Regions from separate parts of the Homo sapiens genome. Here region 1 is linked to region 2. Evidence: chromatin contacts called from ENCODE Hi-C or POLR2A ChIA-PET data. All regions are on one chromosome and are shown on one strand. The core of a region is the stretch at or near the end of the contact, and the rest is flanking DNA. Distances in the headings are between cores, read along the strand shown. Region 1 holds the start of ZNF85 (zinc finger protein 85). Region 2 holds the start of ZNF429 (zinc finger protein 429).

Region 1 (6,013 bases), core at 982-3,481, 580 kb before region 2:
CCACCTGTCTTGGCCTACTAAAGTTCTGGAATTACAGGCATGAGCCAGCATGTCCGGCCTGCTTCTGTTTTTCTTTCAGAATGCTGCCATATTCATGAAAAAAAGCCCATATTAGGCCAGGCACGGTGGCTGGTGCCTGTAATCGCAGCACTTTGGGAGGCCAAGATGGACAGATCAAGAGGTCAGGAGATCGAGAACATCCTGGCTAACACAGTGAAACCCCGTCTCTACTCAAAATACAAAAAAATTAACCGGGTGTGGTGGTGGGCACCTGTAGTCCCAGCTACTCAGGGGGCTGAGGCATGAGAATCACTTGAACCTAGGAGGTGGAGCTTGCAGTGAGCAGAGATCGCACCACTGCACTCCAGCCTGGGCGACAGAACGAGACTCCGTCTCAAAAAAAGAAAAGAAAAAAGCCCATATTAGCCAACTGGAGTATAAGATACTATGAAGAGGAGAAGTAAGGTATCCCTGTTGACAGTCCCAGAAGCAGAAGCTCACCTCTACAAGCACAGCTGCTGCTTTCCTAGTCAATGAGCAGCTCATGATACATGTCTGAAGGAGCTCAGCTGAGAACAGAAGAATGGCCCCACTGAGCCCAGCCTAAATGGCTGAGCATTTCAATTATGAGCAAATCAGTTTTGGATGGTTCATTATGCTGCCATAGTTAACTAATATGTGCACCCAGTGCAGATAGAATGCCAAGATTTAATAACAGGTTGATTACTAGTTACCTTCTAACATTGGGCACCATAAAAGTACTGATATTTTTCCCGATTTAAAGTTAGATGTCTTGTAAGATAATGTTGAGAAATGCAGAAATATGGCCAGGGGTGGTGGCTTATGCCTATAATCCCAGCACTTTAGGAGGCCAAGGCGGTTGGATCACCTAAGGTCAGGAGTTCAAGACCAGCCTGACCAACATGGAGAAATCCCGTCTCTACTAAAAGTACAAAAAATTAGCCGGGCGTGGTAGTGCATGCCTGTAATCCCAGCTACTCGGGAGGCTGAGGTAGGAGAATTGCTTGAACCCAGGAGGCAGAGGTTGCAGTGAGCCAAGACCACACCATTGCGCTTTAGCCTGGGCAACAAGAGTGAAACTCCATCTCAAAAAAAAGAAATGCCGAAATACATGTGGACATGTATGCATGTGATTGTGCTTATATTCACTCAGTTTCCCACACCACAGAAGAAAACAGGTAACCACAGCCTGAACATTAGAGTCGAGGTCAAATAGCAAAATAAGTTTGCCTTTAATCTATTTTCTTCCTATGTAAACATTAAAGGTCAAGACTGTGAACAGATCTGAAGACATAGTTTTTTTTCTCCTGTGGCCCATCATCCTTTGCTCACTGTCTGATCTCTGAAAGAAAGATGGGCAACAGGTGGTAAGCAGTGGTTTACCTGTGATTTATTCCTGCTGCCATCAGCTTTTTCTATAGCCACTATTTGTTTCACCCTCGGAACTGAAAAGAGACGTTGATAAATAGAGGCTGTCCCCTCACCTGTGGCAGAAAAGGGGTGTTCAGGCCCTCCACCCCCACTGACATCACAGCTGTACTTCAATGTGGCAGCTATTGGCCATGTGTGGCTCCTGGGTGCCTGGAATGTGGCTGGTCTGAACTGCGATGTGCTAGAAAGGTAAAATACAGAATTAGTTTCAAAGATTTTGTTTCAAATGTATTTATATTTCATTAATAATTACATATTGCTCACATATTAAAATGAAAATATTTTGAATATATTGGGTTAAATAAATTGCTACAATCAATTCCACTTGTTTCTTCTTTCTTTTTAAAGTTTGGCTACTAGAAAATTTAAAATTCACCTGTGACTCACATTTTATTTCAGAGGATTGCCTGTTCAAAGGACCAGAATACAGGAAGGTCATAAAATCTAAAATTTTAGAACAATTGTTGTTATACTTTGTTCATTTGTGAATAGCCATATAATATATTATTTTTGAATGCATATAAATTGATACACAAGGTAAGGGCAAATACTCTCTGGTGTGAGCCTGGCTCAGCTCAGGAAGGAAGCCCTGTCTGAAAAGGCTGCAGCCTAGGCTGTCACTCGCTCTTCTTTCAGCCCAGCATCTGATCACATCTTCTGTCACTCAGGGCCTGAAAAGAAGGTGCCTTAAATATCATCCAATCAGAGACGCTGGGCTGGGAACCGTCCAATCAGGAACGCAGCTGGTGCGGATAGGGCGGCTTCCGGGATGTGGCGGGGCCTTTGTCTCTCGCTGCAGCCTGAGCTCTAGGTCTTGTTTTCCCTGCTTTGTGTTTTCTGCTCGTGGACGCCCAGCCTCTGTGGCCCTGTGGCCTGCAGGTATTGGGAGATCCACAGCTAAGACGCCGGGACCCCCTGGAAGCCTAGAAATGGTGAGAGTGCCAGGTCCGCCATCCCGAGGGGGAAAGGGGTTGGTTGAAACCGGTGGGAAGCGGCTGTGGCGGGACTCAGGCCTCCCTGTAGTCAGCTCCACAATCTGCGCTCCAGTTCTTTTTGCCCAGCTCGGCCCCAGTTCCTCCAGCCATAAGATGGCGGCTGCGCTGACAGCCGGCCCGGGCGTCCTGTCTCTTCCCTGCGCAGTGACTGTGCCCTGGACTGGAGCCCTCTCTGGGCAGCTCTGCATTCGCAGCACCGCGTCTCTCCCAGATTGAGCAGGGACCACGGGAGGGTTGTCAGGGGAGAATCCTGACTCGGGGTGCGGGTTCATGAAAGAGCTTTGGGCTGTGGGGTTCCCAGTTCCTCTTTTTTTCTGTTAAAAATGTATGGGGGGACGGGCGTGGTGGCTCACGCCTGTAATTTCAGCACTTTGGGAAGCCGAGGCGGGCGGATCATCTGAGGTCAGGAGTTCAAGACCATCCTGGCCAACATGGTGAAACCCCGTCTCAATTTTTAAAAATACAAAAATTAGCCGGGCGTCGTGGCGCGCGCCTGCAATCCCAGCTACTCAGGAGTTTGAGGCAGGAGAATCGCTTGAACCCGGGAGGCGGAGGTTGCAGTGAGCCTACATCGCGCCACTGCACTCCAGCCTGGGCAATAAGAGTGAAACTCCGTCTCAAAAAAAAAAAAAAAAGATGTATAGGAGTCACCGCAAAAATATTAAAGAACTTAAAAAGTGGTTCAAGTATTGTAGAGCACTCAGCTATGGTTTGTAGTTTGTGGTCCATGGGAGGAGCTTGAATAAAAGACTTTTATAAGGTGCATGATAAAAAAATCAAATTAGTAATTGGTTAGGTACAGTTATATAGTCTCTTAATTTGTACGATCGTGTTGGCAATTTTCTGGTTATGTGATCAGAATTTAATTGGCAGTTTATAGTTGGTTAAGCCTGAATTTTGTTTTCCCCGATGTGGTAATTTACTAAAAAATGAAATTTTAGTTAGATTTTTTTAAAAAGGAGGACCCCAGGGACTAGAGCCACCTCAGTCTAATTGCCTGCCACTGAATCATTTTCACAGTCCACAGGGGACTTCTTTTCCCCTGCATTTTTCACATATGTCTCAAGCAGGGTCTCAAGTCTACTTCTTACTCCCTGTTCTTCCAGATTAACTCTGATTTACAGTAAAATACTAAATTTCCAGTGTCATTGACATTCCCAAATGCCACCTTCCCCTCTCTGATACACATTATCAATTATTTGTCCTTTATTGTACATTTTATATTTCAATTAATAATTCTTCCACAAAACATTGGATGGCACTATTTAAAAAATTGTCTTCTGTTTGTAAATATTTCCCATGAGAAGAAAGTGAATAATAATCCCTGACACCATATTGTAAAAAAATCTCTGTGTCTCTTTTCCTTTTATCTTCCCTAGGCACAGAGTTCTTATCAGAATATTGGTGGGTCAAGGTTTCCGTTTGGAGACTTTATGGTGTGATGGGTCATCAGCCACTCTTCAGTTTTTTCCTGGTCCTGGGTTTTCAGTACTGTATGGGGATAAACCAGGATGCCCACCATTGTGGCTATGTTGGCTAGAGTGTCTAGTGAATATCAGCTCCTGGGTCATTTTCTCTCATAGGACAACCTGAGGTATGAAGTGTATCCTATCAAGGGAGCAGGTAGATACCCAGGGTCTGAGTGCAGTCTCCTGGTGTACTCTTCCTTTGAAAAGCTAACTCCTTGAGACATTAAAATTGACTTCACCCAGCTGGGCGCGGTGGCTCACACCTGTAATCCCAGCACTTTGTGAGGCCGAGGCGGGCGGATCGCGAGGTCAGGAATTTGAGACCAGCATGGCCAATATGGTGAAACCCCATCTCTACTAAAAATACAAAAATTAGCCAGGCCTGGTGGCACACACCTGTAATCCCAGCTACTAGGGAGGCTGAGGCAGAAGAATTACTTGAACCCGGGAGGTGGAGGTTGCAGTGAGCCAAGGTCATGCCACTGCACTCTAGCCTGGGTGAAAGAGCGAGACTGTATACAAAAAAAAAAAAAAAAGATTGACTTCACCCAACCCAGCTTCTATTTCTTGGAGACACATTGAGAGAAAAATGCAGAAATAATTTTTACCCCCTGGATTCTCTAAGATTTGTGAAAGAAAAAATAGTATCCCAAAAGACAAAAAAAAGGTCACCCCAGTGAGATGGTGCAAGAACTTGCAAAGTAAAATGCACTTGGGGCAGTCACTGGGGCATAGTGTAGTGTCTCTTGAGAGGTTGGTCATTGAGAACTTTAGTGAGCAGGAGCGGGTGGGAGAATCTTTCAAGTGATTGAACGGCCTGACTTGACACATAGGTCAGACACATCTCTTTTCTAATCAGCACTGTCCCTCTGTGGGTTTGTCACCTTGAAAAGATTTGTTCACTTATTTTGACTTCAGCTTCTTTTAATTGTAAATTGCATTTGATTAGTAAAGTTTAAAAGGCACAAAAATATTTGCACAGGGTGTAAAAGAAGTGGGTTTTAGAAAAAAATTAAAATCTAATCATATATTCCATTTGTTAAGAATTCTCATTTACTTGTTCCTTTGTCAGAGTGAGTTTAAAAATTTTCTCAGGTGTGCTTATGGCTGGGTGATTTTAAACAGAATTCCAAGGCTTAGCTTTTAGAATGTTATCAGGGAAAAAATTAGGAAAAATCTCTCTTCCATTTTGGCTGTAGAAAATAAATAGATTTCCACAAGAAAATGTGGTATATAATTGGTGAGTTACATAGATTCATGAAAACACAAATTTCTCTTTTTGCAGGGTAAAGTTGTGACAGTGAATATTTCTGTCCCATATCCTGTTATCTTGATTTTTAAGTTTCATGATAAATTTTATGAGATGAAACTTGGTACCTCCTAGAAGTGTTCCCATGACTAATTGTTTACTACATGATTTTTTATAGAAATAATAAAATAATACATTTATTGTCTGAAAGGAATAAATGCTTTTGCTTTTCTAATTGAGGTATAAAATGTAAGCACCAAAAATTTTCTTTTTTTATATGAACACTGTGTTTGAGTGATTTCATTGGAGTTTTCAGTTTCAAAAACCAAGGGAATAAATCTGACATGGAAATTAAAGCTTGAACCCAGTGACTCCAACCTAAGGCTAATATTGAGCCTACAAAAAAAAAAGATTATTAAAGGCCCAGTTAGTTCTTTCTGGGGAGCCTCCCCTGCAGATGTCCCAGCCTGCTCACCCCAGCCATGGAAGAAGTCTTTCCATCCTGAGAGAAGCTCCAAAGCCTTGGAAAGCTGGGGCCCCACAGGCAGATGCAGTTAAGGTTAAGATGAAAGGAAACTGGGAGGGTCTCACTGATGATAAAGTTTTTTATTGTTTTGAGGCACTGTCTAGACTTTGTAAAATAAAACAAAGTTAGATTTGTGTAAAAAAAAAAATTGAATTCCAAAGGAATATTGCAACAGGAGGAAGTACCAACTATATCATCTTTATGGCTTGCAAAGTTTAGGCAGACAAAGGCTTTGTTTCCTAGGGAGGAGCATAAAAGATTAGAAAAAAGGTGGGAGGGGAGTGGCAAATGGAGTGTGAAAAAAATCAGATTTTAGATCAGA
Region 2 (5,277 bases), core at 69-2,568:
CGCGCCCGGCCTTCTTCATATCTTAAAGTTAGAGGTTAAGACTGTGGACAGACCCAAAGACATAGAGTTTTCTTCTCCTGTCTCCTGTGGCCCCAGAATTTTTTGTTCACTGTCTGATCTCTGGATGAAAGGTGGACAACAGGTGGCAAAGAGTGGTCTACCTGTGGTTATTTTATTTGTGCTGCCCTCTGCCCTTGCTATGGCCACTATCTATCGCACCCTCAGAACCGAAGATAGATGTTAGTAGAGAGAGGCTGTCTCCTCACCTCTGGCAGAAAAGGGATGTTCAGGGCCTCCACCCACCTGACATCAGAGCTGCACTTCAACGTGGTGGCTGTTGGCCATGTGTGGCTCCTGGGTGCCTGGAATGTGCCTGGTCTGAACTGCAATTTGCTAGAAAAGTAAAATACAGAGTTGGTTTCGAAGATTTAGTTCCAAAAATATATATAGTGCCTTAATAATTACATATTGCTGTGACCCCAGAAAATCTGAGACATCAGTTAATTTAGAAAGTTTATTTTGCCAAGGTTGAGAACACGCCTATGACATAGTTTCAGGAAGTCTTGAGGACACCTGCCCAAGGTGGTCAGGGAACATATTGGTTTTATACATTTTAGGGAGACATGAGACATCAATCAATATATGTAAGAAGTACATTGGTTCAGTCTGAAAAGGTGGGACAACTTGAAGCAAAGGCAGGAAGACACGAAGCTGGAGGGAGCTTCCAGGTCACAGATAGGTGGACTCAAATTCTTTTGAGTTTCTGATTGGCCTTTAGTTCCCAGCTTGAGTTTTCCTTAGTAATTTTGGGGGCCCAAGATATTTTCCTTTCACATTGCTCACATATTAAAATTATAATACTTTAAACATATTGGGTTAGTTACATTATTACAATCAATTCCACGTGTTTCATGTTTCTTTTTAAAGTTTGGCTACTGGAAAATTAAAAATTCACATGTGGCTCACATTTTATTTCAGAGGACTGCCTCCTTTTTAAAATCTCAGGCTGCCTGCTCAAAGGACCAGAAGCTAGGAAGGTGATAAAAGCTAAAATTTAAAAGTAATTGTTATTATATTCTTTTCATTTGTGACTAGCCATATAGTATATTTATAAATGCATATGACCTTACACACAAGGTTCAATGCAAACACCCTCTAGGGTGGGCCTGGCTCAGCTCGGAGGAAAGCCTGCCTGAAAAGGCTGCAGCTAGGCTGTCACGCTTCATTCTGCCCAGCAACTGATCACCCTCTGTCACTCAGGGCCTGAGAGGGCGGGTCTTAAACATTATCCAATCAGGCACGCAGCTGGAGCGACAGGACGGTTTCCGGAATATGGCGGGGCGTTTGGCTCTTGCTGCAGCCAGAGCTCCAGGTCTCGTCTTCATTTCTGTGTCCTTTGTTCTTAGAGGCCCAGCCTGTGTGGCCCTGTGACCCGCAGATATTGGGAGATACACAGCTAAGACTCCAGGACCCCCTGGAAGCCTAGAAATGGTGAGAGTGCCGAGTCTGACATCCCCAGAGAGGGGGAGGGGCTGGTCGGAACCGTGAGAAGTGGCCGTGGCGGACTTAGGTCTCCCGGCAGTCAGCTCCACAATCTGCGCCCGGAATTCTCCTTGCCCAGCTCGGCTTCAGTCCCCTTCAGCCATAAGATGGCGACTGTGCTGACAGCCGGGCCCCGGGCGTCCTGTCTTCCCTCCGCAGTGACTGTGCCTGACGTGTAGCCCTGTCTGGGGAGCTCTGCACGCGCAATTCCGCAGTCTCTCCCAGATTGTGCAAGAACCATGGGAGGGGCGTCAGGTGAGAATAGTGACTCGGGATGCGGGTTCATGAGCGGGAAGAGCTTTGGTCCGTGGGGTTCCCAGTTCCCATTCTCTCCTATTAAAAATCTATGGGAGTGGCCGGGCGCGGTGGCTTATGCCTGTAATCCCAGCAGTTTGCTGGGAGGCGGGCAGATCACTGAGGTCCGGCATTCGAGAACAGCCTGGCCAACATGGTGAAACCCCCTCTCTGCTAAAAATACAAAAATTAGCCGGATGTGGTGGCAGGCATCTGTAATCCCAGCTATGTGGGAGGCTGAGGCACGAGAATCGCTTAAACCCAGGAGACCAAGATTGTGCCATTGCACTCCAGGCTGGTTGACACAATGAGACTATCTCAAACAAAAAAAAAAAAAAAAAAGGGGAGTCACTGCAAAATATTAAAGAATTTAATTAAAGAGTGGTTCTAAAATTGTAAAGCACCCAGCTGTGGGATGTAGTTTGTGGTCCTTTGGAGGAGCTTGAAGGAAAGACTTTGCGCATGGTACAAAAACGCAAATTCAGTTATTGGTTAGGTAGGGTTACGTAGTTTCTTAATTTCCATCTTCAGCTTACAAAATTTCCTGGTTATGTAATCAGAGCTTAATTCCAGTTAATAGTTAACCCTGTATTTGTTTTCCCCAGTGTAGTAATTTACAAAAAAAAAAGCATTTGAGTTAGTTTTTTGTTTTTTTTTTTTTTTTTTTGAGATGGAGTTTCCCTCTTCTTGCCCAATCTGGACTGCAGTGGCGCGATCTCGGCTCACTGCACCTTCCGCCTCCGTGTTCAAGTAATTCTCCTGCCTCAGCCTCCTGAGTAGCTGGGATTATAGGCAGGCACCACCACGCCCGGCTAATTTTGTATTTTTAGTAGAGACGGGGTTTCTCCGTGTTGGTCAGGCTTGTCTTGAACTCCCGACCTCGGGTGATCCGCCCATCTCGGCCTCCCAAAGTGCTGGGATTACAGGCGTGAGCCACGGCTCCCGGCTTGAGTTAGATCTTTTAAAAGTAGGAATTCAGGGACTACAGCCACCTCAGTCGAATTGCCTACCACTTAACTATTTTCACTCCCTACACAAAACTGATCTTCCCCTGCATTTTTCACAGGTGTCCTAAGCAGGGTCTCAAATCTACTCCCACGCCCCCCATTCCTCCAGCCTAACTCTGGCTTGCAGTAAAATACAAAATTTCCATTTCCTCCTGACAATCCCAAATGCCAACTCCCACTACTCCCTAATTCACACTATTAACTATTTGTCCTTTAGTGTACATTTTTGATACTGTATTTTAATTAAACATTTTTTGACAAAGCATTGGATGGCACATTTAAAAAGATTTGTTTTCTGTTTATAAATATTTTCCATAAGAAGAAAGCAAGGAATAATCTTCTGACACTGTATTGTAAAAAAATCTTTGTCTCTTTTCCTTTTATCTTCCCTAGGCATAGAGATTTTATGAGAATGTTTTGGCATCAAGGTTTTTCTTGGAATTTTTGTGGGGTGATGTGTCCTCAGCCACCCTTTAGTTTTTTTCCTGGTCCTGGGTTCCAGTACTGTCTGTGAATAAACCAAGATATCAGTCATGGCTATGTCTGCAAGACTGTCTAATGAATATTAATTCCTGGGTCATTTTCTCCCATAGGACAACCTGTGGTATGGAGTGTAGCCTCTGAAGGGAGCAGGTGTATTCCCTGGGGCTGAGAGGAATCTCCTGGTGTACTTTTCGTTTGAAAAGCTAACCCCTTCAGATGTTAAGACTGTGTTCACCCAGCCCGACTTTCCTTTCTTTGGGCCACATTGCTGGTCACCCAATCAAATGCTGGTATTGAGTTGAAAACAAATAATTTCTGACCCCTTGATTCTCTACAATTTGTGAAAAAAGACTAGTATCTCTGCCAGGCACGGTGGCTCACGCCTGTAATCCCAGCACTTTGGGAGGCCAAGGTGGGCAGATCACCTGAGGTCAGGAGTTCGAGACCAGCCTAGCTAACATGATGAAATTCCGTCTCTACTAAAAACAGAAAATTAACCAGGCGTGGTGGTGCATGCCTGTAATCCCAGCTACTCAGGAGGCTGAGGCAGAAGAACTCGGGAGGCGGAGGTTGCGGTGAGCCGAGATCGTGCCATTGCACTCCAGCCTGTGCAACACGAGTGAAACTCCATCTGAAAAAAAAAAAAAAGGTGATATCTCAAAAGACAAAAGAAACCCTGACCCCGGTGAGATGAGGCGAGAAATTGCAAAGTAAAATGCACTTGGGACACTTACTGGAACATAGAGCAGTCTCCTGAGAGGGTGGTTATTGAGTACTTAAGTGACTTAAGTGAGCGGGATGGGTAGGAGAATCTCTCAAGTGATTGAACTTGACACATGAGTCGGACACATCTGTTTTCTTATCAGCACTGCCACTCCCTGGGTTTGTCACTTTGAAAAGATTTGTTCACTTATATTGACTTCAGTTTTTTAACTCTAAATTGCAATTTTTTAGTAGAGCTTGAAAGGTAAGAAAATATTTACAAAGCGCATAAAAGAGGTGGGCTTCAGAAAAATCTATCTTTTTTTTTTGTTAAAAATTCTCATGTACCTTTTTCTTTCTTAGAGTGAGTTTAGAAATTTTCTCAGGCTTTTTTTTTTTTATGGCTGGGTGATTTCAAACAGAATTCCAAGGCTTAGATTTTGGAATGCTACCAAGGAAAAGAATAGGGAAAAATCTCTTCCATTTTGGCTGTAGAAAATGAATGCATTTCCAGAAGAAAATGTTGTAGATAATAGGTGAGTTACATGAATTCATGAAAACATCAGTTGTTTTTGCAGGATAAATTTCTGACAGTGAATATCTCTGTTCTATATCCTGTTATCTTTATTTCAGAGTTTAATGCTGTATTTTTTAGATGAAACTTGGTGCCTCCTAGAAGTGTTCCCATATGACTAATTGTTTACTACATTTTTTTTTTTTTTGAAATGGAGTCTTGCTCAAGGCTGGGGTGCAGTGGTGCGATCTTGGCTCACTGCAACTTCTGCCTCCTGGGTTCAAGCAATTCTCCTGCCTCAGCCTCCCGAGTAGCTGGAACTACAGGCGCACACTGTCGCGCCAGCCTATTTTTGTATTTTAGTAGAGACAGGGTTTCGCCGTGTTGCCCAGGCTTGTCTCGAACTCCTGAGCTCTGGCAATCTGCCCCTCCTAAAGTGCTAGGATTACAGGCATGAGCCACCTTGCCCGGCCTACTACATGATTTTTTAATGGAAATAATAAAATAATACATTTATAAAGGAATAGATACTTTTGCTTTTCTTATTGAGGTATGAAATGTAAGCATTGTAAAATTGCCTTGTTTTATATGAACATTGAGTAATTTTGCTGGATTTTTCGAACACTTAGTTTCAAAGACCAAGTGAATAACTCTGACACGGAAATTAAAACTTGAGCCCAGTGACTCCAAGCTAAGGCTAATATTGAGCCTGCAAAAGAAGGTTATTTAAGATCC

Evidence for each region. A loop is a pair of places that touch in the nucleus more often than their neighbours do. ChIA-PET counts read pairs that join two places held with the same protein, here RNA polymerase II (POLR2A). Pooled maps may share reads with other maps.
Region 1: a loop to region 2 is called in a map of CD4-positive, alpha-beta T cell, with 2.7 times the contacts of the local background. The contact joins the promoter of ZNF85 here to the promoter of ZNF429 in region 2. A Hi-C loop is called at or near these places in 3 of 168 maps with a recorded cell type or tissue (CD4-positive, alpha-beta T cell and naive thymus-derived CD4-positive, alpha-beta T cell), 11 of 37 single-sample maps with no recorded cell type and 17 of 50 pooled maps. POLR2A ChIA-PET finds 5 or more read pairs at or near these places in 12 of 52 experiments (AG04450, CD4-positive, alpha-beta T cell, CD4-positive, alpha-beta memory T cell and 8 more).

The regions. Positions count from the first base shown.
Region 1 is chr19:20,921,020-20,927,032 of GRCh38, forward strand. ZNF85 (zinc finger protein 85) reads left to right here and starts at 2,232. Exons shown (of 4, transcript NM_003429.5): 1 at 2,232-2,384. The coding sequence starts at 2,382.
Region 2 is chr19:21,504,284-21,509,560 of GRCh38, forward strand. ZNF429 (zinc finger protein 429) reads left to right here and starts at 1,319. Exons shown (of 4, transcript NM_001001415.4): 1 at 1,319-1,491. The coding sequence starts at 1,489. RefSeq lists enhancers at 1,100-1,702, 1,318-1,637, 1,648-2,007, 1,703-2,304.